Linked DNA regions of Homo sapiens: region 2 is linked to region 1. Evidence: read pairs that join two places in POLR2A ChIA-PET (ENCODE). Cell type or tissue: MCF 10A. All regions are shown on one strand. Links, peaks and the distances in the headings refer to the core of each region. The heading gives the core; the rest is flanking DNA.

Region 1 (13,495 bases), core at 10,724-13,223:
CTTCTGAGATCTTATCTGGAAGCAGCTCATCATCAGCTTCAGGTGTGTTCTGTCTACTGGGAGACTGTCTTCCCTGGCACTGGCTGTGACCAAGTGTTATTTTAGAGAGACAGTTTAACAATGGCCTGACCATCACCTGTGGTCACCTGACACTCCTAGGGCGTGGGGGTGGGTGGCTCTCCTGTCCTGCTCATGTCTGCCTAACTACCTACTCTAACTATGTTAACAAATTTCACTTGGTTTTCCTCTTATTAATCTCTTTTGTTACAAAGACTCAGCCAGGAATCCAGAAGGATGAAAGGAAGAAAGATTTTTCTTCTCTTCTAGTGACAAAATTAAAGCTGAGTTTTTGTCAACCTAAAAGGAAGAGGCTGTGGCACGAGACATAATTTAACGAGTTTTCTTGAGTCAAAATGAGGACAGTTGCCTGGAAAACTCAAAACCAAGTAACCTTGGATATCAGCTCATTGGGCCTTTGTTAGAAACAAGATTTTAAAAGCAAAAAAGGGGAATAGGCCAGGTGCTGTGGCTCATGCCTGTAACCCCAGAACTTTGGGGAGGCTGAGATGAGAGGATCACTTGAGGCCAGAAGTTTGACACCAGCTTAGGCAACATAACAAGAACCTATTTCTACAAAAATAATAAGCACAATCTTAATAATAAAATTACCCAGGCATGGTGGTGCATGCCTGTAGTCACAGATACTTGGGTGGCTGAGACAGAAGGATCATTCAAGCCCAGGAGTTCAAGGCTGCAGTGAGCTATGATCACGCCACTGCACTTCAGCCTGAGTGACAGAGTAAGACCCTGCCTCTTAAACAAAAAAAAAAACAAAAGTGTCCATTCTAAACATGGTTTTTTGTTTTTTTTTTAAATCATTTCAACTTTTATTTTAGATTCAGGCAGTACATGTGCAGGTTTGTTACATGGGTACATTACATGATGCTGCAGTTTGGGTATAAACAATCCCTCATCCAAGTAGTGAGCACAGCACCCAGTATTTAGTTAGTCAACTCTTGCCTCTCCCTCTCCCTCCCCACCAGTGGTCCCCAGTGTCTGCTGTCACCATCTTTATGTCCATGAGTACCCAACATTTAGCCTCCACGTATAAGTGCAAACATGCGGTGTTTGGTTTTCTGTTCTTGCACTAAACATGGTTTTGATATTTTTAGGCCAGTTGAAACTATCAATAAAGGAAAATATAAATAAATGTTCAAAATGGAAACTTGTCAATACTGTTTTCAAAAGTACCTATAATTTTCATATTTTGAAATAAAATCTTGATATTAAATACACCATTGCAAAAATATTGAGATAAAATATTTGCATGAATAAAGAAAAGCAAAACCTATTAATACATAATGATAAAGTACTATGCCAGCGTTAAAATAAAAACTTGAGACAAATTAAATCAACAGAGCTTAACTGAGCAAAGAATGATTCATGAAGGGGGCAGGCCCCAAAATCAGAACATGTTCAGAAAGACTCTGTCATTACAACCAACAAGTAGTCAAACAACATTAATGCACAGAGAAAAGGAAATGAGGTACAGAAACAGCTCCATTGGTTGCAACTCAGTGCAGCCTTATTTGAACCTGGTTTAAACAGTTAACCACCTACGATTGGCTGAAGCTCGGCTGCTCTGATTGGCTGAGACTCAGCTATTTGTTACAAAACCATACTTATAAATTAGGCTTTCGATTTGTTTACATACTGAGTTAGACTGCAGTTTGTTATACAGAACTGGTATGGAGGCCTCTAAAGCCGAAATTTAGTTTGATTTAACACCAGTCTAACAATCAATATTAAAAGTAATCTGAAATTAGAATAACCATAAAACAGAAGCTCAGGATTAACCTGAAGGCAAAGCTATAAACCAGGTTAAAAGCATATAAATTAGTCTTGTAATTCTAAAGATAATAATTATAGAAGTAGCTGACATTTACTGAATGCTAACTCTACGCTTGACATGTATTCATTATAATGTTATCTCTAATACAATCTTTATAATCACCCTCTGAAATGGAGTTTCAATAACTATTTCCATTATTCAAATGATGAAGCTGGGTTAAAGATATTAACTAACTTACCTAAGTTAGATAAGTCCATACTTACCTAACTTACATGTACTCGTACAGTGTATACCTAATACAAGTATGGGCCGGGCACGTTGGCTCATGCCTGTAATCCTAGCATTTGGGGAGGCCGAGGCAGGCAGATCACATGAGGTCAGGAGTTTGAAACCAGCCTGGGCAACATGGTGAAAACCTGGCTCCATTAAAAATACAAAAAAAAAATTAGCTGGGCGTGGTGGCGGATGCCTGTAGTCCCAGCTACTCCGGAAGCTGAGGCAGGTCAATTGCTTGAGCCTGGGTGGGGGAGGTTGCAGTGAGCCAAGATCATACCACTGCACTCCAGCCTGGGCAACAGAGCAAGACTCCATCACAAAAACAAAACAAAATGAAACAAGTATCCTTGTACTAAGTGCTTTAGCCACAATTTGAATCCCAACCAGCTTGACTACAAAGACCTCTCTCATGAGTAAAATAATTTGGGAGCAAGATATGATCATTATAGCCTCCAATTACTAAGCATCTAATACCACATAGCTTGAGAGTTACATAGGGCTTAGCATAGTGCCTACTATCCTCCAGGCAGTCAATATTTGTTGAATGAATATTTACTTCCTACTTCCAAAAAGCATTTCCTTATATTGTTCTTAACTATTCAGCACATTGGTGTGGCTAGCCCAGGGTACCTTCCCATCTAGATAAAATGAGAGTCGCAGTGACCGAGATATTCTTCCTTGGCTCTCTTGGTTCTAGGCTTCATGCAGACCACTCACTGCCCGTTTCTTCTGCCAGTGCATTGCTGCAATAGTATACTGTTTGGATGAGTTACAACTTTCTTCACATTAATTACTCTGATTAACTCCTACGAAGGTTGTGCTTGCAGTATAGCTCCTCTGACTACACTAGGAAGTCCCCTTCTCCTCAACAAGGATGTTAGTGGCCCTTTCTTGGGGTGGGCTATCTTTACCCTTCCCTGCTCTGACCCATTTATGATGATTCTTTAATTTCAGAGGATTGGCCTCATCCTTAAATCCCAACTATAAGCCTTATATGGAGCTTCTAGTCCACTATAATGGGCTGGGCTTTTTTGTTTGTTTGTTTGTTTGTTTTTTCCTTTCCTTTTTCAAGAATTGGGGTGAGGCTTAGTCATTTACTTTTAAAGACTTAGTAAGTTAGTAAAGTAAAATGGGTGAATTAGTAAATATTAGAGAGGAACATCTAATTTTAAGCAGAGCAGATGACATACAATTATTCTAAAAGAAAAACAAGAAGGGCAGCGGAAAAGAAGGAAATTTAAAAATAGAGAAAGAGGAAGAAGACCAGCAAGAGCCTAAAGAAGCGAAATCTGTGAAACCTAAAAAGGAAAAGTTTTTACGTATTGTTCTTTCCGAAGAAAACCAGGGTTTGTGTTAAAGGCCAGACTTTCGAGATGTTTCTGATATACTAAAGAACAAGTAAGAATGGAAAGGAGGCAAGGCGCGGTGGCTCACGCCTGTAATCCCAGCAGTTTTGGGCGCCCAGGCGGGTGGATCACGAGGCAGAAATCAAGAACATCTTGGCCAACATGGTGAAACCCTGTCTCCTCTACTAAAAATACAAAAATTAGCTGGGCATGGTGGCATGTGCCTGTAATCCTAGCTACTTGGGAGGCTGAGGCAGGAGAATCACCTGAACCCAGGAGGCAGAGGTTGCAGTGAGCCAAGATAGCACCATTGCACTCCAGCCTGGGTGACAAGAGTGAAACTCCACCTCAAAAAAAAAAAAAAAAAAAAAAGAAGAATGAAAAGGAATGGCCAGGTGCGGTGGCTCACTCCTGTAATCCCAGCACTTTGGGAGGCCGAGGCGGGTGGATCACCTGAGGTCAGGAGATCGAGACCATCCTGGCTAACACGGTGAAACCTCCTCTCTACTAAAACACAAAAAATCAGCCAGGTGTGGTGGCATGCACCTGTAGTTCTACTTATACGGGAAGCTGAGGCAGGAGAATCGCTTGAACCCAAGAGGCAGAGGTTCAAGCCGAGATCACGTCACTGCACTCCAGCCAGGGCGACAGAGCAAGACTCTGTCTCAAAAAAAAGGAAAGGAAATAGAAAAATAGCAGCCTTATCAAAATATAGAAGGTTCAGCAGCTGTGTACACCTGTTGAGAAGCTGATGGGGACCGGAATCCTAAATTATTGCAACAGTTAATTCTACTTTTGTATCTTTTTATATCTTTGTCATGGGAAACGAGTTAATGTGTATTTTATTCACTTTATTCCCAGATACTTCAATATTATGATATATTTTTCTTCTTAAAGATATTTTACAGCCAGGTGCAGTGGCTCATACCTGCAATCCTAGCACTTCGGGAGGCCAAGGCAGGAGGATTGCTTGAGGCCAGGAGTTCGAGACCACCCTGGGAAACATAGTAAAACCCCATCTCTACAAAAATTAAAAAGAAAAATTTTAAGTAGCCAGATGTAGCCAGGCATAGTGGCAGGCGCCTGTAATCCCAGCTACTTGGGAGACTGAGTCAAGAGAATCACTTGAACCTGGGAGGCAGAGGTTGCAATGAGCCAAGACCTCACCACTGCACTCCAGCCTGGGTGACAGAGCGAGACTCCATCTCAAAAAAAAAGAAAGACAATTAGCCAGATGTGGTGGTATGTGCCTGTAGTCCCAGCTGCTCAGGAGGCTAAGGTGGGAGGAACATTTGAGCTAGGAAGTTCAGGCGGTTGAGCCATGATTGTGCCACTGCACTCCAGCCTGGGTGACATATCGAGATCCTGTTTCTAAAAATATATGCAGATGTTTTATTTTAAACATCTGTGTGTGTGTGTGTATGTGTGTGTGTATTATGTAAACCATTTCTTTTTTGTTTTTTATTTTAGTAATTTTTTTTTTCATTTTTACTTTGCAGGAGCAAGATCTAAACCATTTCTAATAAATGAAGTTAAAGAAGACTGTGATTTTTATGCCAAACTCCATTTTTCCCTCTTCTTGGGAACTGTCTGGATGGTATTTTCCAGTTGGATGTGCTGCACGTGACATGTTCTGGAGAGAGCAGAAGTGACAGACGCCACCTCAGCATGTGCACTCTGCTCCCTCTCATCAGACCAGACATGACTACAGACTGTCATTGTGCAGAAGGTGACAGTCCCTGGGGGGCAGAGCTGCCCTTCTGACTGCACTGCTCCCCTTGGAAGAGTTAAGTGAGAAAGAAAGAAACTTTTTGTTATAGCAGCTTGGCCTAACACAACTGTACTGTCTATGCTTGCAAGGTCACGTTGCCTTCCAAATCAGTAGAGCCATCGCGGCAAATCACACTCTGAGCAGTACTAGCTTCTGCCTACAGTCACGATCAAGAAAATGAACAGGGACCAGGTGGGGTGGCTCACACCTGGAATCCCAACTTTGGAAGGCTGAGTTAGGCAGATCACCCGAGGTCAGGTGTTCGAGACCAGCCTGGCCAACATGATGAAAGCTTATCTCTACTAAAAACACACGCACACACAAACACACACAAACACACGCAAATTAGCCAGGTGTGTTGGCAGACGCTTGTAATCCCAACTACTTGGGAAGTTGAGGCAGAAGAATCGCTTGAACCCAGGAGGCAAAGGTTTCAGTGAGCCGAAATTGCATCACTGCACTCCAGCCTGGGCGACAGAGCAAGACTACATCAAAAAAGAAAAAGAAAACAAGAAAGAAAGAAAGAGAAAGAGAGAGAGAGAAAGAGAAAGGAAGGAAGGAAGGAAGGAAGGAAGGAAGGAAGGAAGGAAGGAAGGAAGGAAGGAACTGGTAATGAAAAATCAGTCAGAGAATGACTTTATATTGACAAGTTTATATTGACAAGTTTAACATACATCTTAAATCTGTCTCTTCTTTGGCCTAGAATTCTGTGTAAGCAGTTACTGAGGTTTCGGTACCTACTGTTTATGGAGACATGAGCATTGTTTAGATTTAGTAAACAGCAAAAGCATTAACTGTTTATTCCCTTTAGGTCTAGTCAGTGCTTTTCAGCAAGATGGCAAAGGTAGCAAAGTAACAGCTAAGAATTTCCTGACTGCAGTTGTCCACTTAACTGTGGCATTTCCTTCTTCTTTCGTTCCTATTACATCACTAGTGTAGCTTGTATTTCACTGTGAGAAACAAAAAGCGTGAATGTTTCCTGTTTGTCATCAGAACTGAAAGCCTTATTTGAATTTATCTTACAAATTGACTGCAGAAGTGTCACATGACACATTGGTATAAATTCCCTTCACAAGTACCTATTTTGCACACCAGCTTTTTGTACCTATAAGCTAAGAAATACAACTACTTTGTCCATCCCTAAAATTATTCAAACAGACAACCTCTAATCTAGGTGGAACATTTGTTTAGACTCAATCATTACTTCAAGCATATATCATTAAGGCTAAATCTCTATACACTGACATTCTACTTGGCATCCTCACTTGCTAAAATAATTCCAGTTTCAAGTATAAAATGTCCTGTGTGTGTAGGTTTTTTCCCCTACTTTAACTGCTTTAAAATATAAAATTCATAGACCCCACAGGAATTAATTCATCCTTTGCTTTTTTCAAATTGTCAAAATCTACTTGTCAGCATATTAATGCAAGGGTATTTACTGACTCTATTAAACACTAATCAATATGAGAAAAAATATTTTACTCTAATGAAAAAGGAAGTTCAGGAGGAAGACTAACTTTCTTACCTATGTAGATGTAATATACACACATTAAAGAAGAATTAGGGAGAGAAAATTCAAAGATAACTGTCATATCTGTACCGGACGCATCTGTGCACACTTTGATTTGGAGTCTGCATGAGGACCTAATATTTGAATTCCCTTGTAATTACCGCAGCTTTGTGGACCAGAAAACTAATAAAAAATGTATAAACAAACTAGGTGTGGTAGCTCACACCTGTCATTCCAGTGACTTGGTAGGCTGAGGTGGGAGGATTGCTTGAGGCCAAGAGTTAAAGACCAGCCTGGGCAACACAGTGAGACCCTGTCTCTATATTTAAACATATATATATCAGCCATGGTGGCTCATGCCTGTAATCCCAGCACTTTGGGAAGTCAAGGTGGGTGGACTGCTTGAGGCCAGGAGTTCAAAACCAGCCAGGACAACATAGTGAGACCCCATCTCTACAAAAGAAAAAAAAAATTAGCCAGATGTGGTGGCCCACACCTGTGGTCCCAGCTACTCCAGAGGCTGAGGTAGGAGAATTGCTTGATCCCAGGAGGTCGAGGCTGCAATGAACTGTGACTGCACCACTGCACTCCATCCTGGGTGACAAAGAGCAAGACCCTATCTCAAAAAGGACATAATTAAAAATTTATAAACAGGCTGGGAACAGTGGCTCATGCCTAATCCCAGCAACTCAGGAGGCCCAGATAGGAAGATTGCTTGAGCCCAGGAATTCAAGACCAGCATGGGCAACATAATGCTAGCTACTCAAGAGGCTGAAGCAGGACGATTGCTTAAGCCCAGGAGTTTACGGCTGCAGTGAGCTATGATCACGCCACCGCACTCCAGCCTGGGTGACAGGTCAAGATCCTAGCCCTAAAAAAAAAAATACAATAAATAAAAAAAAAAAGGTATAAATAGAAGAAAGACAACAGCAGGGACACACTATGAAGGATTATATATGGTAGGGAGGAAACAAAATATTAACTAGGCCATGACAAATCAGCTCCAATTTTGAGATTTAATATAGCCAACCCATTTGTTTTCTGAATATGTCACTGCACACACTCAGAGATCCCTTAATCAGACAAATCCAGGATACCACTAAACAATGAAAAAAGAAGACAAGGCAAGCAGCAAAAAAGCACTCTGGTTGACCAAAAACTAAAGCTTAAACACATTACTTACAGCAGAGCATCACAGTTCTGAATTAGAAACTCATTTCTAGTATGACAGGTTGTGTTATTTAAAAAAGAGAAAACCATTTCTTATGATTTTAGAGTCAATTCTGACAAGCACATTGATTAGTGTCTCTAACTGAACATAGAAAATCATAGTGGGAATTGAGGTTGGAAAGTGACAATGGTAAGAGCTTTTATAATGCGAGGAAGTAGACAGGAAAAGTATAATCACAAAGATAAAATTCCCAGCACTAGCTGGGCGTGGTGGCTCAGGCCAGTAAACCAAGCACTCTGGGAGGCTGAAGGGTGAGGATCACTTGAGCTCAGGAGTTTGAGACCCCATCTCTACCAAAAATAATAATAAAAAAATTAGCGAGGGAGAGGTGTGGGATGGTGGCATGCACCTGTGGTTCCAGCTACTCAGGATGTTGAGATGGAAGGATCGCTTGAGCCCGGGAATTCAAGGCTGCAGTGAGCCATGATCATGCCACTGCACTCCAGCCTGGGCAACAGAGTGAGATCCCATCTTGAAACAAATTAAAAAAAAAAAAAGTCCTAGCACTCTGAGATCCCTTTAAGTACAAATGAACTGTCACATTTCAGCCATCTGCAAGCACTAAAGCACTAAATGATTAAACCATATTTAGTTTTTTTGTTTTTTTTTTGAGACGGAGTCTCGCCCCGTTGCCCAGACTGGAGTGCAGTTGCGCTATCTCAGCTCACTGCAACCTCCGCCCCCCGGGTTCCAGCGATTCTCCTGCCTCAGCCTCCCGAGTAGCTGGGACTACAGGTGTGAGCCACCACGCCCAGCTAATTTTTGTATTTTTTAGTAGAGGCAGGGTTTCCCCATATTGGCCAGGCTGGTCTCAAACTCCTGACCTTGTGATCTGCCCACCTTGGCCTCCCAAAGTGCTGGGATTACAGGCGTGAGCCACTGTGCCCAGCCTCATATTCAGTTATTTTATAAAGAAAAATTAGTACACCATAAATTACTTTTTTTTTTTTTTTTTGAGACGGAGTTTCACTCTTGTTGCCCAGGCTGGAGTGCAACGGTGTGATCTCAGCTCACTGCAACCTCAACCTCCCGGGTTCAAGCGATTCTCCTGCCTCAGCCCCTATAGTAGCTGGGACTACAGGCACCCGCCACCACGCCCAGATAATTTTTCTATTTTTATTAGAGATGGGGTTTCACCAATGTTAGCCAGCTGGTCTTGATCTCCTGACCTTGTGATCCGCCACCTCGGCCTCCCAAAGTGCTGGGATTACAGGCGTGAGCCACCGCGCCCGGCCTTTTGTTTCATATTTTACACAAAAAGGAACTGTTCAATTATTTAGAAAATTCAATTGTGAGAAACAAGGCTAGATAAGGTTTTACTGTAAGTTAACTGATGACAGTGAACTCTCCCTGACCTTTACTCATAGAATCATTGTCATTGATCTAATTTACAACAGGAAGAAATACATTTTTTTCCAACAGCTGTTCTGATCTGATTTACACTACTTGCCTTGGTCCCACTGACCAATGACATAAGCTTGCAGCCAGTATTATTGAACACAGCAGTCGTAACTCATGCTTGAAATCTGTTCAACATTTCCTTCTCAACCAGGCTACAGAGAAAACAGTCACACTAGGAATTGCTAGAGACTGGATGTGGGATGGCAGTGACCCCCAAAGCAAAACAGAGCAAGTCATTTTGGAGAAGGCAACACCTTCAAGATCACAGCAGATTAGTGAAGTTCTATTTTTAAATAATTACAGTTGACCTGGTTTCTCAAGATGTTTGGAAGATGACAGAAAGATAAAATCAATGAATTCTCATTTTTGGTTTCAAAAACCATTTTGTCAGTTACAGAATTCAATACTGCAATATCTTTTTCTATTATTTGAGTTTAAAACGCGCATAATTACTTTGTCATTAATAATTCCCAGTACCTTTAGAGTCAAGTTATTTTCATTTAATTTCACATTCTCCAACTAAATATTTTCCAAAGCTCCATTTCCCTTCAATTAATTCCTTCATTCAAAAATTTGGCGGGGTGTAGCGACTCATGCCTGCAATCCCAGCACTTTGGGAGGCCGAGGTGGGTGGATCACTCAAGGTCAGGAGTTGGAGACCAGCCTGAACAACATGGCAAAACCTCGTCTCTAATATTAAAAATACAAGGCCAGTCACAGTGGCTCACGTCTGTAATCCCAGCACTTTGGGAGGCCAAGGCAGGCGGATCACGAGGTCAGGGTATCGAGACCATCCTGACTGACATGGTGAAACCCCATCTGTACTAAAAATACAAAAAAAAAATTAGCTGGGCGTGGTGGCACGCACGTGTAGTCTCAGCTATTCAGGAGGCTGAGGCAGGAGAATCACTTGAACTCGGGAGGCGGAGGTTGCAGTGAGCCAAGATCATGCCACTGCACTCCAGCCTGGGTGAGAGCGAGACTCCATCTCAAATAAATAAATAAATAAATAATAAATAAAAATACAAAAAATTACTTGGGCATGGTGGCAGGCACCTGTAATCCCAGCTACTCGGGAGGCTGAGGCAGGAGAACTGCTTGAACCCGGGAGGTGGAGGTTGCACTGAGCCAAGACCACACAATTGCACTCCAGGTTGGGCGACAAAGCAAGACTCTGTCTAAAAAAAAAAAAAGAAAAAAGCAATTTACTGAGCACTCGCTCTGCTAGGTACTTGGGTTTGAACCCAGGGATTCAACAGGGAATGTGCCTATTGAGCTTAGTAAATTTGGGAAATCAAACTGAATTAAATGTCATCTAGTTTCTCAGTGCCTCTTTGAGATAGACATTCTAGGGATGTACAAAAAAATGACATCTGAACTTAGGATGTAACAAATAACTATTTAATGTGAACATGCTACATACTTGAATTTATCCAGTACATTTACCTACATATCAAATTATCAAACGTCCAAAGGATTACAATCTATTTTTCTTCCCTAATGCCTTTCTTCCACATGAGCACTAAATGTCATGGTAAAGTGCTAATGATTCTCAAAATGCAAAACTTGGAAAAAAATTGTATAACTTTTTTTTTAGGAAAAGCACATAAGATAAACTTGAACAAAGTAATGAAATTATCTCCAGATTTTCTTTTTCAAGGCTGAGTGTGTGATTCACACCTGTAATCCCAGCACTTTGGGAGGCTGAGGTGGGAGGATTGCCTGAGGCCAGGAGTTCAAGACCAGCCTGGGCAACACAGGGCGAACCCCCGCCCCACCGACCTCTATGAATAATAAAAAATTAGCTGAGCATGGTGGTACATGCTTATAGTCCCAGCTACTCAGCAGCCAAGGTGAGAGGCTAACTTGAGCCCAGGAGGTAGAGGCTGCAGTAAGCCATGATTGTGCCACTGCACTCCAGCCTGGGGGACACGACAACACCCTGTCTCAAAAATAATAAACAAAATGTTAAAATTAAATTTAAAAACAGGACTGGGCAGGGTGACTTATGCCTGTAATCCCACCACCTTGGGAGGCTGAGGCAGGAGGATCACTTAAGCTCAGGAATTTAAGACCAGCCTAGGCAACATAGTGAGACTACATCTCTACTAAAAAATTTTTTTAAAAATTAGCTGGGTGTGATGCTGGACGACCGTTGTAGCCCCAGTTACTTAGGAGGCTGAGGTATTCGGGAGAATCACTTGAGCTCTGAGGTTGAGGCTGCAGTGAGCCATGACTGTGCCATTGCACTCTAGCCTAGGTGACAGAGGGAGACCCTGTCTCAATAAAAACGTAAGAAAAAAGAAAAGAAATCAGGACTTGGAATCCTAATTTGAAAATGAAACAGAACACAGAGTAAGCTACCTAAAACAGTAATAGGCTTACAGAAGGCTTTTTAGGAATTCTTGTGTGTTCTACTCATACTTGTATAAAATTTTAAGCATCTCCAAATGTTATACAGCTCTAAATAAAGTGGAGAAAAGGGGTAGCCAGGTAATTCAAATAATAGAATTTCTTTCTTCCCAAATTACTTACTGAAGCCATGAAGCAAAACTTACCTACACAAAAATCCAGAGATCTGTGATTAGTAAACATTTAAACCGTTGACAAATTCTTTCCTTGATATTCAACGGCATCCTTCCAAGAATGTGGTTAACCAATGAACTCAATCAAGTTCAGTTGTGTCTATGACTGTGATGTCTAAATAACTGAAAAGTAAAATATCCAAAATAGCTGCTTTTCTTATGCATTACACATACCCCAACATTATGCACACAGGTGCACCAACTTAGTCCATTTGTGCTACTGCAACAAAATACCTATAATTTATAAAGAACAGAAATTTGTATTTCTCACAGTCTGTTGGCTGGGAAGCCCAAGATCAAGGTGCTCGCAGGTTCCACATCAGGCGGAGGCCCCTTCCTCACAGATGACACCATCTAGGTGTCCTCCTGTGGCAGAACAACAGAACAGCAAAATGGGCCTAAGCTAGTTGCTTCCAGACCTTTTTATAAAAGGCAACTAATTCATTCATGAAGACAGAGCGCTCATGCCTTAAATCACTTCCCCAAAAGCCCAACCTCTTAATACCACCATAATGGGGACGAACACATGAATTTGGGGTGGTGGGACACATATATTCAAACTATAGCATGCACTTTTCAACATCTTAAAACAGATTCCCGTGGTCTCAAGAGGCCAGACTAGACAAAAATTAGGGCATCTCTTTGGTTACTCTCTAAAACGTTAAACTCTATACTGAGAGTGAGTGGAATACAAAAGTATGACATTTAATTAGACATTCTGCTGGCTGACACAAAACTTGCACTTCCTTTTTCATTAGCCAATAGGTACAGCTATAACTGTAGACAGAAATTATAATTAGAAATAATGAGAGCAATTTCTTGGATTACTCCACTTTTAAATTATATTTTATTCAGACTTATCCTTTGAAATTACTCATGATTAGCCTATCCTCTTCATGTGATAATTTAGGAAACCTCTCTATTGCTGTGGCATCTTTATGGAAAAAAAAAATTGTGTACATGCATACATGCAAGAAAGTTTCCTACAAACATCACAATTTAAAAACCACTCTATCCAAAAAGGCATTGTAAAAGTATAATTTTGCATTTTATTCATTCATTCCATCAGCTGGGAATTGCTCTATTGTACAAATACAGTTTTGTACAAAAAAATCACAAAATGTTACAAAATAAAAAAAGTACAAACTGCATTACTTAATAAATATGACTAAAAGTAGTTAAAGTGGCAATGAGATTGATTTTAAGTTGGAAACATTGTTTGACCCAGCAAACCATACAAGCTCTGTTTACAGACATTTCTACATCAATACAGGGCAATCCTATTTTGCCTTTTGAAAGAATGTAAAGAAATATTAAGACAGTGTTCTCCTGCTATAACTGCCAAGGTTGGCTCCAGACATTTATGCCATTAGTTTATAAATCTCTTAGCTGGATTCAAGAAGTTATATAAAGCAGGAGGCTTATCTTGTCACAGAGTTTTATACCATGTTAACATTCTCTTACAACAACGTGACAAATGTAAATAAAAACAACTGAGAGCACCAGACAATCTACTCTACACA
Region 2 (15,452 bases), core at 4,321-6,820, 59 kb after region 1:
CTTGCCTCCGTCTCTCTCTCTCTTTCTGCCTTATGCCCCTTAGTCAAATTCTTTCTTCTGAGGAGGCAAGAAATGAGGTTGCTGCAGACCCATCCAGATTCACTGCTGCTAACAGTAGGTAGGAGAGAGCTTTGGCCTATCTGATGCCAAGTAAAATGTAATCAACGGCCTCTTGAAATTTCTTTTGGTTTCATGATTCTAGGATGATTTTCATTTGTATAAGTGAATGGCAAATGTTATGCTACAAATGGTGAGATCACAACCACAAAGTGGCATTCAAGATCTCAGTCAAACCCTGATGATATAGAGGAGTATTAAACCTGTTGCTAATCCAGTAAATATGACTGGATAGTGATAACGACAATATTGACAAAGAGTCCAGTTCTATTGTTGCTTAGGCCAATTCATTAATGATTAGAAAATATAAATTCCCCAGCTGGGTGAGGTGGCTCATGCCTGCAATCCCAGCACTTTGGGAGGCTGAGGCAGGCAGATCACCTGAGGTCAGGAGTTTGAGACCAGCCTGGCCAACATGGTGAAATCTTGTCTCTACTAAAAAGTACGAAAATTAGCTGGGTGTGGTGGCAGGTGCCTGTAATCTCAGCTACTCTGGAGGCTGAGGCAAGAGAATCCTTGAACCCAGAGGCAGAGGTTGCAGTGAGCGAAGACCGTGCCATTGCACTCCAGCATGGGTGACAAGAGTGAGACTCTGTCTCAAAAGAAAAAAAAAACAGTAAAGAAAAAGAAAAAGAAAATATAATCTCCCCAATTGCAGCTTGGCTTCATTGATAGCTCTATAAAACTCGAGAGAAATCATAGGAAATCATGCTTACTATAGGTTTAATTGTTGCTATGGTCTGAATGTGTGTGTCTGATATGATGAGGCTTTGTGTCCACACCCAAATCTCATCTCAAATTGTAATCCCCATGTGTTGAGGGAGGGACCTGTAATTCCCACGTGTCAAGGGAGGGAGGCGACTGGATCATGGGGACAGTCTCCCCCACGCTGTTCTCATGATAGTGAGTTCTCACAAGATGTGATGGCTTTGTAAGCGCCTGGCATTTCCCCATTGCACTTCTCTCTCCTGTTGCCGTGTGAAGAAGGTCCTCATTTCCCCTTCACCTTCCACCATGATTGTAAGTTTCCTGAGGTCTCCCTAGCCTTGTGGAACTGTGAGTCTATTCAACCTCTTTCCTTCATAAATTACCCAGACCCAGACCCAGGTAGTATATATATAGCAGTGTGAGAACGGATTAATACAGTATCCCCCCGCCAAATTTAAATGTTTAAATCCTAACTCCCAAGGTGATGGTATTAGGAGGTACCCAGACCCAGGTAGTACATTTATAGCAGTGTAAGAACAGATTAATACAGTGTCCCCCCACCAAATTTAAATGTTGAAATCCTAACCCCCAAGGTGATGGTATTAGGATGTAAGGCCCTTAGGAGATGATTAGGTCATGAGAGTAGAGCCCTTGCGGATGGAATTACTGACTGTGGTGTAATATGAAATGTATTTGGCCTTTGTCTCTGGTTCCTGTTACAGAGCTCTAAAACTTAGAATTTCCCTAGTGTCTTTTGTTATTGATAATGAGCCCCTTTGATAACACCTGAGTTTATGCTGACAAGATGACTTAGGGTGGGGTTCCTAGATAGTTTCATCACGGGGCTGCTAACCAGAAAGAACACATGATTAGAGGAGTAGAGGGTCAGAACTTCAGACCTACCCACCAACCTGCAGGAAATGGGGGCCACTGGAGATTAAACTTTATTTTAAAAACTTTTTTTGAGACAGGGTCTCACTCTGTTGCCCAGGCTGGAGTGCAGCAGTGCAATCAGAGCTCACTGCAGCCTCAACCTCTTGGGCTCAAGTGATCGTCCTGTCTCAGCCTTCTGAGTACCTGGGACTACGGGCATGCACCGCTATGACTGGCTAATATTTAAAATTTCTGTAGAGATGAGGTCTCCCTAACAGGTTGCTCTTGAACTCCTGGGCTCAAGAAATCCTCCTGCTTGTGCTTCCCAAAGCACTGGCATTACAGGTGTGAGCCACTGCACCTGGCCAAAAAACTCTCAAACAATGATATTTTATGAGTTCCAGGTTGCTGAACACTTGGAGGTGCTGGGAGCGAGGGTGCTCAGAAAGGCCATGGAAGTTCTGCACCCACTCCCCCATACCTTGCCCTCTGCACTTCTTCATCTGACTGTTCATGGTATCCTTTAAAGTAAGCTGGTAAACGGATCTAGAACTAGAAATACCATTTGACCCAGCCATCCCATTACTGGGCATATACCCAAAGGATTATAATCATGCTGCTATAAAGACACATGCATGAGTATGTTTATTGTGGCATTATTCACAGTAGCAAAGACTTGGAACCAACCCAAATGTCCATCAGTGATAGACTGGATTAAGAAAATGTGGCACATATACACCATGGAGTACTATGCAGCCATAAAAAAGGATGAGTTCATGTCCTTTGCAGGGACATGGGTGAAGCTGGAAACCATCATTCTGAGCAAACTATTGCAAGGACAGAAAATCTAACACTGCATGTTCTCACTCACAGGTGGGAATTGAACAATGAGAACGCTTGGACATAGGGTGGGGAACGTCACACACTGGGGCCTGTCGTGGTGTGGGGGGAGGGGGGAGGGATAGCATTAGGAGATATACCTAATGTAAATGACCAGTTAACCAGTGCAGCACACCAACATGGCACATGTATACATATGTAACAAACCTGCATGTTGTTCACAGGTACCCTAGAACTTAAAGTATAATAAAAATAATAAATAATAAATAATAAAAAAAGCTGGTAAACATAAGTGAAGTGTTTTCTGAGTTCTGTGAGCCATTTAGCAAATTAACGAAACCTGAAGAGGGGGTGATGTGACCCTCTGACTTATAACCTGTCAATCAACAATACTGGAGGCCTGGATCTGAGATTGGCTTCTGAAATGGGGGCAGGCTTGTGGGACTGTGCCATTAACCTGTGGGATCTCACACTATTTGAAACAGTGTCAGAATCAAATTGAATTACAGGACACCCAGTTGGTGTCCACTGGAGAATCGCTTGGTCTATGAGGAAAAAACTCACATATATCTGGTCACGAAAGTGTGCCATATGGAGTATGAACGTAGAGAGAAATTTTTTTCCTTTCTTTTCTTTTCTTTTTCTTTTTTCTTTTTTTTTTTTTTTTGAGACGGAGTCTCCCTCTGTCACCTAGGCTGGAGTGCAATGGCACACTCACTGCAATCTCCACCTCCTAAGTTCAAGCGATTCTCCTGCCTTGGCCTCCCCAGTAGCTGGGATTACAGGCATGCACCACCAAGCCAGGCTAATTTTTATATTTTTAGTGGAGATGGGATTTCACCATGTTGGCCAGGCTGTTACCGAATTCCTGACCTCAGGTGATCCACCCACCTCCGCCTCCCAAAATGTTGGGATTACAGGCATGAGCCACCGCGCCTGGCCTTTTTTTCCTTTATAGTGGCTTTATAAAAATGATTTGAAAGTGCTCCCTTGCCCTCTTCACCATGTGAGGACACAGTGAGAAGGTGCTCTCTGTAGAGCAAGAAGTTGGCCCTCACCAGACAGCAAGTCTCTTGACTTCCCAGTCCTCAGAACTGTGAGAAATAAATTTCAGTTCTTCATAAGCCAACCAGTTAATGGTATTTTGTTATAGCAGCCCAAAGGGACTAAGGTAATTATGAAGACTAATAACTCAAAAGCACTGTTATGGCAATTTTAGCAACTAAGAAAAATTGCCTAAGATCAGAGCGTCATAAACTAACATGTTTCTTTATCTGCAGAGTCCTTTACTTGATATTAATTTTGACCATGTATACTCTTGGTGACTGTGAGGGCTCACCATGATACAGATGATAAGCTGTACAAACATGCCCACAAGTGTTCACTGTGTGAGCAAGAGTGAGGAACTATGTATACTCAGCATTTTCTGGATTTGCTTGGTATTAGAAATATTGGGGTTTTGTTTTGTTTTGTTTTTATTTTTCTTAGAGACAGTCTTACTCTGTCGCTCAGGCTGGAGTGCAGTAGTGTGATCATAGCTTACTGTAGCCTCAACCGACTGGCTCAAATGATCCTCCCACCTCAGCTTCTTGAGTAGCTGGGACTACAGGCATGCACCACCATGCCCAGCTAATTCGATTTATTTTTTGAGACAGGGTTTCACTATGTTGCCCAGGCTGGTCTTGAACTCCTGGACTCAAGCGATCCTCCAGTCTCAGTCTCCCGAAGTGCTGGGATTAGTGAACCACTATGACTGGTGGTTTGTTGTTGTTGTTGTTGTTTTCCCCTAGAGACAGGTTATTGCTCTGTCATCACCCAGGATGGAGTGCAGTGGCCCAATCATAGCTCACTGCAGCCTTGACCTCCTGGCTCAAGAGATCCTCCTGCCTCAGCCTCCTGAGTAGCTGGGACCACAGTCAGTATTACAAAGGTAGGTTTGAAATGAAAGTCTGTAGACACATCTCCTGTCCTCAAAAGAACAAAATATACCAAAGAAACATATATTGTATTTGCTAGTACGACCATACTGTTTATTATATAAATACTTTTTTAAACCAAAGTTTCTATACACTAGAATTTGGGGGAAGACATAATATCAAACAAAGAAAATTCAAAATTTCACTTTAAACATTACTTTGACAGTAATATAAGTATTTTGCCAAACTTTATTAACCTAAACCTAATAATGAAAAAAGTAGAAAAATCAAGAATGTGGGACATTGTTTAAGACTATTGGGAAAAATGTCATTATCATAGAAATATTTTTAGACAGAAAAATTGTTGTAGATTAAGAATTAAAGAGAAATAATCAAATGCAATGTACAAATCTTGCTTGGAACCCAGATTCAGAAAAATAAAACCCAGCTCTAAGACATTTTTTAAATAACTGGAGAAATTCAAACATAGACTGTATATTAGATAATATACAACTAATGCTAATTTTCTTGTTTGATATTATGATTGGTTATATAAAATATATCCTTATTCTTAGACAATCTCTCTCCCTCTCTTCCTCTCCATATGTGTGCATGTGTATAAATAGCCAGCTGAGGCTGGGTGCGGTGGTGCCTGCCTGTAATCTCGGCTGCTTGGGAGGCTGGGGCAGAAGGATCACTTGAGCCCAGGAGTTCAAGGGTGTAGTGCATCCTAATTGCACACGTGAATGGTCACTACACTTCAGCCTGAACAATATAGTAAGAACCCATCTCTTCTTTGTTAGGCCACCATGCCCAGCCTGTAATTTTCTTAATAACTTGAATACTGCATAAAGTTCATCTAAACGAACTGCCCACTGAATCAATCCAAATTGACTAATAGAGACGGGGTTTCACCACGTTGCCCAGGCTGGTCTTGAACTCCTGAGCTCAAGCAATCCACCCACCTTGGCTCACAAAGTGCTGGGATTACAGATGTGAATCATTGTGCCTAACCTACCATTAGACTTGTGACTTGTAATTGGTCAATCACAATCCTTACCATGTTCATTTGTGATTTGCTAGATTGGTTGGAACTTGAATAATTTATATTTGGATTAGAGAATCGCTCTGGAATGCCACAAACCTGTTTTGCTTTGCTGATTAAATTCTTTGTTGCATGTTTTGCAAAAGGAATCCAGCTAAATTACAAAATGCTACACACCCAGTAAATGCTTCAGAAACACAAGTTGCACAGAGCATTTTATTTCTTCTCAGGAGCCACCTGAGTCACCAGATGACTTGTTGGGTCTTGAGAGCCTGCTTGAATAGAACAGGCTTGAGTTGTCAGAGAAATTGTTTGTGGCATGTTATTTCAAATAAGGTTCAATACATGTTTTATGGATTTTTTCTTTTAATACAAATAATGCAAGATATTTTGGTAAACTTTTATTATTGAAACAATATTTAAATTATTTTGCTTTGTCATATAGGGATTGAACAATTTGGAAGAGTTGGGACTGCTAAAATATTTCAGGGAGCATGCAATGCATTCTTGCAATAAGAGGCAAAACATCACACAATGTCAAGAGAATGCCCCTCTCTATTTTGTGAAAGGCAAGTTCAAAGATTTTCTGAATAATCACCAAGGATACCTAGCAATTATGATACGGTTTCTTTTCAGGGGCAAAAGCAACAAGCCTTGTGCCATGGATATATTTGTAGCTAATTATTTGTTACATAACATGATATGATATAAATCAGATTGGGGTATAAAATTTTCACAGAATGTATTCAGAAAGGCCCACTCTTATACATTCAGGGCTTTGGTGCCCCATATTGTTGAAAGGTTGCAGGGAATTGACTCATTAACTGAATACCACTTCACCCCATGGGTCAGTTGACTTTAGTGGATTACGAACAACTTGAGAATTAATCACAGTAAACAAAGTGAGTGGAATTTTCACTCCCCTTGACTCTACTTTCATGGTTCTTTGCCCTCTGTTATTAGGTATTGTGTGGGTTTTATTCAAAGTTGTATATGTGTCAACCTCCCCCTCAGGATCATACAAAATCAGGGACGATGTTCTACCAGTATTTTCTTTATCAGAGGCTTTTGTATGTTACCTTGTACAGACAGTCGTTGACTTATCATGGTTCGATTTAAATTTTTCAGCTTTACAGTGCTGTGAAAGCAATACATGTAAGTAGAAACTGTACTTCAGGGACCCATACAACCATTCAGTTTTTCATTTTCAGTATAGTATTCAAAAAATTACATGAGATATTCAATACTTTATCACAAAATAGGTTTTGTGTTAGATGATTTTTCCAACCATAGGCTAATATAAATGTTCTGCACATGTTTAGGGTAGGCTAGGCTAAGCTATGATGTTTGGTAGGTTAGGTGTATTAAATGCATTTTCAACTTACGGCATTTTCAATGTATGATGGGTTTATCAGAAGGTAACCACATCATAAGTGGAAGAGCACCTGTACATACAAATGCCTCAATAAATGTTTATTGGATTAATTGATTGGGGGTTGAAAGATATGAAGGAGTCAAGAATGATTACATTTCAGGCAAAATACATTGACTGGGCAATTGACACAAAGATGGGGTAAGATAAATGCATTCTGGTACCATTTAGAGCAGATTTAATATCATTCACATTATTTAGGAGCAAGTGAAAATGGCCCTTTGGTGTCCTTTTACCCTTCCCTCTCTTGTTCTCTTCATCTTTAAGCTTTGTACTCGTGGAAATAATTGACTATTGAGTTTCTGAGGCTGCAGGAAATGCTTAGAAATGACTGAACCCGTAATCCAAGTGAGCCGAGAGACCTTTGGAAGAAATATTTTTTACTCATTTTTTTTTGAGACAGGGTCTCGCTCTATTGTGCAGGCTGGAGTGCAGTGGCACAATCAGGGCTCATGGCAGCCTCTTCCTCCTGGACTCAAGTGATCCTCCAATCTCAGCCTCCTGAGTAGCTAAGACTTACAGGCAAGCACCACCACGCCTGGCTGATTTTTACTTCTTTATTTTCTGTACAGATAGGGTCTTCCTAAGTTGCCCAGACCGGTCTCAAACTCCTGAGCTCAGTCAATCCTCCCACCTCGGCCTCCTAAAGTGCTGGGATAATAGGCATGAGCCACTGTGACAGACCTATCCATGCTTTTTTTTTTTTTTAAGTTATTTTTTACTTAATCGTAGCTACTAAACTGTTTCGGAAAAGTTTGAGCCGTATTTCTACGAGAACAGCAACCTGCTAAAAGCATTGCCAGAAAGTCAGACCCCTTCCCCACCCCTGCCCAAACCCCCCGCTCCCCCCTGGGCCCCAGGTCCTTAGGGGTCTTGCTAGTGTCAGCCCTGGCCCCTCACCTTGTTTCTGTGTGGAGTTAAGGAATGTTTCCTGAAAGAAGATGTAAATAATTAGGGAGATTCTTCCTTCTCTTTCCACCTATTCCTCCTTACCCCAGACAATCCACTAACACCTTCTAGAGCAACAGAAATTTAAAATTAACAACTGACGCCAACTTCATGGAGTCACAGGCCAAAATTTCATGCATAAAAACAATACATCAAGTTCCCAGAGCACTTCCAGATAATTATTAGAAAAATGTTTCCTTTACCTTATTACTAGGACCACTCAGTCCCTATAAATAGGATTCCATTCAAAAAAAATCACTGAAAGGCAGGCGCAGTAGTGTGCACCTGTAGTCTGAGCTACTAGAGAGGCTGAGGCAGGAGGATTGCTTGAGGCCAGGAGTTCTAGACTGTCCTGTGCTATGATCATGCCACTGGACTCCAGGTTGGGAGACATAGGGAGGCGTGTCTTTAACCAAACAAACAAGCAAAAACAATCATCATTTCCAAGTAGGAAGTGTAATGTGAGCTGTAGTGCCCTGCCTAGGTCCCTAGCATCATTTCAGGACTAAGGGACTCATTCCACAGCTGCTGGGAATGCTGGTACTGACAATTTCCACCTGAGAGAGTGAGAGCCCTAGAAAGCCCAACCCCAAAGGCCACATTTTCTTTCCACCACTCTGGGGCATTGAACCACTCAGTGTATAAAGGACTAGACACCCCCACCTCCAATTTTGGACTACTTGAAAGGGCCAACCCAGACAAGTCTGGGGTACTTGCACAGCTCCCTTTCTCTGATACCCACCCACCTTTCTATCCACAGGGCTTGGCTCAAGCCATGTTTGTATCACATGACTTCTCCCCTGGCCAGGTCACATGGTGCAACTGGGCCAATCCAATGCTTTCTTCTGGGAATCTGGAAAAAGGCTTGAGAAAGTTAATCTCTGCCTGATACATGTGGCGAGTGTGAGGGGCCTCAGCCTGCCTAGTGGACTTGAGAAGGAGCAAAACATGGTCCCAGAAGACAAAAATGAAGGTATTGTGAAAGAAGCCAAGATGAGAGAAGAACCAACTACATAATTTGTTACATCCAATGCAAAATGAAAGGCAGAGCCCCTTGTTCAAAAAGCAGGACAAAAGTACTTTTAAGGAACTAAAATATAAAGCTCTTTCCTTTCTTCCATGGTCTTTCAGTTTGTTCTGGTGTGTTTTATTTGCTATTTGATGCTATTCCAGGTAAAGAAAAATTGAAATTCGATTTTCAGCAAGAAACGGGGTCTTGCTGTATCACCCAGGATGATCTCGAACTCCTGTTCTCAAGCGATCCTTCTGCCTCGGCCTCGGGAAGTGCTGGGATTACAGGCGTGAGCCACTGCGCCTGGCCTAAAAAAAATTTTTTTAATTAAAATTATTAGTATACATTTTACCATTTGTCTTGTGCAAAGTCAATCTTTCTTCTTTCTTCCAGGGGGGACGCTTGAATTGATTTTATGGAGCCGTAAGGCATTAAAGATACCTTTTTGTCCATTTTATAACATGTTATCGTTTCTTCTTCTTTGTTTTTAGCTCTAAAACAAATCCTAAAGTCCGTAATTACCAAGTAAGTTACTACTTTTATAAGTTCTCATTTAATACTGCCCTATGTTTTCTAAAAGTTCTACAGTGAGCAATCATTAATTTCTTATAATTAGATCTAAAAAAATAAAAATAGCAGCCAGGCGCGGTGGCTCACGCCTGTAATCCCAGCACTTTGGGAGGCCGAGGCAGGTGGATCACGAGCTCAGGAGATCCAGACCGTCCTGGCTAACACAGTGAAACCCCATCTCTACTAAAAATACAAAAAATTAGCCAGGCATGGTGGCGCGCACACCTGTAGTCCCAGCTACTCGGGAGGCTGAGGCAGGAGAAGCTCTTGAACCCAGGAGGCAGAGGTTGCGGTGAGCCAAGATCACGCCATTGTACTCCAGCCTGGACAACAAGAGTGAAACTCCGTCTCAGATGAATACATAAATACATAAATAAATTAAAAAAGGCTACTCTGCCTATGGGGTAGTTCTGCTCTGCCTATGGAGCAGCCACCCTTTTATAAAAAATGAAAATAAAAAATAATAACAATAAATTTTGTTTTGATAAATGAGTAACAGAAAAGCCCTTCCCTCAACCCTTGTTTCTTGGTCATCTGTACTACCTATTTTTCTTTTTGTTAAAATTGACATAAATTCACATACCATAATGTAATGCCTGTTTTCAATGAAAATATGAGAACATTAACTTATATGTAGAATCATTGAAATTATATAATTCATCTTTTTTAACTGCTACATGCAGATATATTTTGTTCTTACCAGAACTGCATAAAACTAACTCAAACGTTTTTGTTTCACTTCTTAATATGTGCACATTCTGTCAATACTCTCTTCAGTTTACTGATTAGTAAGGAAAGACTAAAAGGAAAAGGAACTACGAGTTGCCCCATCTTCCCCTTTCCTTTAATGTCCTCATTGTTGAGGGTGTCAGCTAATATACGGAAATAATACAAGAAAGGATATGATGGAATTCATTGGTTATCCATATTTCTTAGAATGCTGTAGGGGAGCTACAATTTCTCCTTTTTCCTATTACCCAGCTAGTCCTAAGAATTAAACTGACATAAGACCAACTAACAGGAGAAAAGTATACAGATTTAATGTGGTAACATTTTCACAGGAGCTCCCACAAGAAAAATGAAGACCCAAAGAAGAAGTTAGGGACAAAAGCTATATACTGGGTTGGACCTAGAGGAGTAATTTGTGAAATGTGGCAAGACAAAGGGGTCTGGGCTAGGGCAGTTAATTGTTGAAAAGTGGCTAGGAAAACAAGGCATAGTTTAACAAGGTGTATTTGAACATATTTCTCTGGGCCTCAACTCCCTGATTCTGGTGATATCTTCCTCCTGGTATAGGGAAGACATCTTTTACATAGGAGTTTTAGTTACTGCTTTCAGGAAGAAAAAGAGAAGGTCAGCATGCCTTTCTTGCATCTGCTGCTTTTCAAGTGCCTGTAACTCAAAATAATCAGTATGTGAAAGTGGCATATTTCGGGGTAGCATGCTCTGAACCCTTTCAATGCCATGGCCATTGTCTGAACTGCATTGGAAGCAAGTTCTGGTCCTAAGAAAGTGTGGTCCACCAAGGCTGTCAGCACCTCTGCTTACTCAGTCCCAGATATAACATGCGTTGAGTCTTGCTCAACTCCCGTCCATGGTGGATTTGTCAAAATTCTGTGCTCATGGGCAGCACAAACACAACATGTGAGCTAGGGTGAACTGGAGCCCATGGTAGACATGCATATTTTGTGTATCTCCTCTGCTTCACACACATGTTCCATGGGCCCAGCAGAGTTCACTTAGAAAATACAAGGTGAAAGGTATAATTATGAAGGCCATGGAGCATTAAACCAAGCATGGTGCCCTAGTAAGCCTGGAGCCATGTGCGCCTGACAAGTCATGCTTCCATGATGCCACCCAGGGTGCAAAATGGAAAAAGAGATGTGATGGTTCCCACACCCATTTCTTCTCATTAGTAACATGGGACACACCTGTAGTGTTACAAGTCCAAGGGTGAGCTGGTTTTGTACCTTTCACTCAAGGGTCTTAATGAATTTAATTACATTCACTCAGTGACTTTTGTTTTTCCAAATCGACAGGTCTGAATCATGTTAGTCTGTTTTTAAATGGAAAGCCCTTCTGATAACTTGAATGCTTTGTCATGATCCCTTCCTGTAACTTCTCCAGGCTCACTTTTTTCCCCCCTAACCAAGGGCTGTGAATGTGGGAGCGCACTATCCTAGGCCAGGTGCAGAGACAAACTAGCTATCCTCTGTGCTATTCCATTTACTTGACTTTTGCACGGCAGCTGCACACTTTTTCATCTTTCAAGAGTTACAAAAACCAAGAGCTCAGTCGCTGGTGCCTGGCTGTCTGGATTTGAATCTCATTTCCACCATTTGCTTACACACCTGCATGCTTCAGTTTCCTCATCTGTAAAGTGGGAATACTATTAGGTTGGTGCAAAAGTAATTGCAAAAACCACACCTAATAAAAGTCCTTACCACAAAAGGTTGTGAAGATTAAAAGAGTCACTATATGGAGCATTTAGAATCTTGTCTGATAATACTAAGTGCTATTCATGTATTTGCCATTTTTATTCCTCCCCCACATATAAAGGTCTTTATTCTTTTTATAGTAAAAAGTACACACCAAGTATAAACTTTTAAATTGAAAACTTGGCAAGAAAAAACATCACTCATAATTCAGGAATTGACCATTGATGGCTTTTTGTTTTGTTTTGTTTTGAAGTACAGGTGGGGTCTCCCTATGTTGCCCAGGCGGGTCACAAACTCCTGGGCTCAAGTGCTTCTCCCACCTTGGCCTCCCAAAGTGTTGAGATTACAAGCGTGAGCCTCCATGCTCAGCCCGTTGCTAAAGTTTGATGTATCTCTTCCCAATCTTTTTTCTTTCCTATGCACACGTGTTTTTTTTTTCCTTTTTCTGAAACTGGGAATAAATATACATGATACATGGTAGCCTCATTTAGTTTCACTATATGCTATAAATATATTTTCATTGTTACAAAATCATTTTAATGCCTGTATATTATGTCATGGCATAGGTATACAACAATTTATTAAGGAAATTCGATTTTGAAAACATTCGGGGTTGGGTGCAGTGACTCATGCCTATAATCCCAGCACTTTGGGAGGCTGAGGCAGGTAGATCACTTGAGGTCAGGAGTTTGAGAGCAGCCTGATCAACATGGTGAAACCTCATCTCTACTAAAAAAAAAAAAAAAAAAAAAAAAAAAAAAAAAAAAAAAAAAAAAAAATCCGGGCATGGTGGCACACGTCTGTAATCCCAGCTACTTGGTAGGCTGAGGCAGGATAATCGCTTGAACCCAGAAAGTGGAGGCTGCTGCAGTAAGCCAAGATCATGCCATTGCACTCTAGCCTGGGCAACAAGAGCAAAACTCTGCCTCAAAAAAAGAAAAAGAAAAAAGAGAACATTTGGGTTTCTAGTTTTTCAGTGTTATAAGCCATATGATGCAAACAGTCAGTTTGGTGTATATTTCTATAGAATATATTTTTCATCTCTATATATAGGTCCCCAGGTAATGTTTAATCCTTCTCTTAGGTTATATTTGATAGCTCAGAGTTCGTCAGTTTACAGACTTAGGTTGTATCATTTTTCTTTAATTGCATTATTTAACATTTGTCCTTAATTAAAGCTCCTGTGCCACTTTTCTGCCCACAAATGTGTCCTCGAATTTTTTCACCTTCATCGATTAGTTAATTCTCTACTTAGTGAGCTTACCGTATCCACAAACTTCAGAGCTCCTGGTATACCTAGTCTTCCAAATCAATTATAACACTATCAAAGTTGTTTAGCTCAAGAATTGAAGCTTTAGATTATTTTCCATGGCTGCTCTTTAAATGCTTTCCAAAACAAACCATTCTGTGGTGAAATCCTACAATAGTAAGTCATTAGAGCTGAGGGGATCTTTATAGATCTTATTAAAATCTTCTTACCAGAGGCCCTGGGGATTTGAACAATAGATACAGTCTCTCTACCCCTGTCTATACTTATTTACCGTCTCAAAAACTTTTAAATTAATAAGACTTGATTTCCCCTTTATCTTCCCTTCTGAAGGCCAAATGCCTCTTGCCCCTTTCAGAAATTGAGGAGTCATTTCTGTGTATGCTGCACATGTGACACTGTGTGTGTGCGTGTGTGGTGTATGTGGGTATGTGTCTGTGGGGGAAGGGTATGTGTTCATGTAACAAGTTGGATAAAGCATTGGTATTTCTTATATAGTTGGAAATTCCTATTTTATGCCATGAGCTTGTCATATGAGCAGGCCTCAAACTAAAAGGTCAAATAGACAAGTTCCTCTTCAGTTGTTTTGCTTCTGGGAAACCCAGCTCCATCCCTTGGGTCTGAGAGGAACTGAAAAAGCAAAGTCCCACAAAGCTGTGAGTGTTTCAATATTATCCCTATTGGAGCTGTGGCATTAAAGAAGATGTATCAGAAGGTATGACGTCATACTAACTGCTAACACTGCGGATTTTGACCATCAGCTAGAATAAGTCATATTTACAAGTTTCACATCAGTCATTTACTCAATAAGCATTTAGTGATTATAAAACTGCTTTTGCAAAATTATGACAATGTGTAGGGAAACACTCTCCCCAAACTGTTTTTCCTCTACTTTCACACCAGAATAATCACCAACACAGGGGAAGACTTCTGTGACCAAATGTCGGAGGGGCATTCCCCACACACCAAGCAGTGGACACCAGCTGGGTTTCCTCTAGTTCAGTTCTGACATTATCTACCTGGAGATAGCATCAGATCCCACAGGTGGGCTCAGTTCCCAAGACTGCCCTTCCACACACACAAGTCACAAGTCCAGGCCTCTGGAACTTCTGACAAACCAGCTTCAAGTTGGGGTTCCCACAACCCCCTCTTTGGGTTTAATTAATTGGAGGGAGCAGCTCACAGAACTCAGAGAAACACTTACCTACGTTTACTGGTTTATTATAAAGGATATTGCAAAGGACACAGATGAAGACGTGTGTAGGGAAAGGTAAGGGGGAACAGGCGCAGAGCTTCCATGCCCTCCCTGGGTGCTGGTCTCCAGAAACCTCTACTGTTCAGCTATCTGGAAGTTCAATGAACCCTGTCCTCTTGGATTTTTATGGAAGCTTCATGACATCAGCATTCCTTCCCTCAGGGCATAGCGTGGGATGTTCTCCTGGGAGGGTCTTAAACAATTGGAAAGGCAGGTGAGGGGGTTGGTGATGGTTGCGGGGGTGGACATGACACATTAGAGTGAAAGGAGGGCAGGAGAAGGTCAGAGACCTGCCTCTGAGGCCTAGCACACCCAACATTCTAACAAAAGGCTGTAACAGAGGCTACAGGAGTTATGTATGAGCCAGGAACCATGGGTGAAATCCAATATATATCATAATGTCACAGACAGTAAGAAATCTGACATAGTTGATTCCATCTTGCTTCTGGCTTCCCAGCTGTCCTTGGCCATTCCTGGGTAGGCCAAACTAACTTTGGGAGGAATCTAGTTTATGGTTTAATGTTAAAGCAAAGATGATAGCCCTTTCCAAAACTAAGCCATCTTTGTAAAACTAATGAAAGGCTACAATGTTAGGCTTATAGAGAGGGGCCTGGATTCCAATAAGATAGGCATGGTTTCTTTTATTTATTTACTTATTTATTTATTTTGAGATGGAGTCTCATTCTGTCACCCAGACTGGAGTGTAAATGGTGCGATCTCAGCTCACTGCACCCTCTGCCTCCAGGGTTCAAGTGATTATCCTGCCTCAGCCTCCCAAGTAGCTGGAACTACAGGCACATACCACCATGCCCAGCTAATTTTTGTATTTTTAGTAGAGACAGGGTTTCACCATGTTGGCCAGGCTGGTCTCGAACTCCTGACCTCAGGTGATCTGCCTGCCTTGGCCTCCCAAAGTGCTGGGATTACAGGCACAAACTACCAAAACTGGCCTCTGGATAGGTATAGTTTCTACAATCCCTTACTGCTCAGGGTTCATGTGGCTAGAGGTCACAAGATTGATGACTTTCCCA

Evidence for each region. Peaks named below come from ENCODE experiments on the same cell type or tissue, not always from the same donor. Only the 100,000 strongest peaks of a DNase experiment are listed, where the experiment ranks them.
Region 2: POLR2A ChIA-PET joins it to region 1 with 5 read pairs; 3 of 35 experiments call an interaction of 5 or more read pairs at or near these places.

What each region holds. Positions count from the first base shown.
Region 1 is chr10:23,441,683-23,455,177 of GRCh38, reverse strand. It overlaps OTUD1 (OTU deubiquitinase 1), which reads right to left. Exons shown (of 1, transcript NM_001145373.3): 1 at 12,801-13,495. Among named protein-coding and RNA genes, the nearest start is that of OTUD1, 9.4 kb to the right of the region's middle. In MCF 10A, for the core only: no CTCF peak of the experiment used is centred there; no DNase peak of the experiment used is centred there.
Region 2 is chr10:23,374,732-23,390,183 of GRCh38, reverse strand. No RefSeq gene overlaps it. Among named protein-coding and RNA genes, the nearest start is that of C10orf67, 38 kb to the right of the region's middle. In MCF 10A, for the core only: no CTCF peak of the experiment used is centred there; a DNase peak (open chromatin) is centred at 5,593.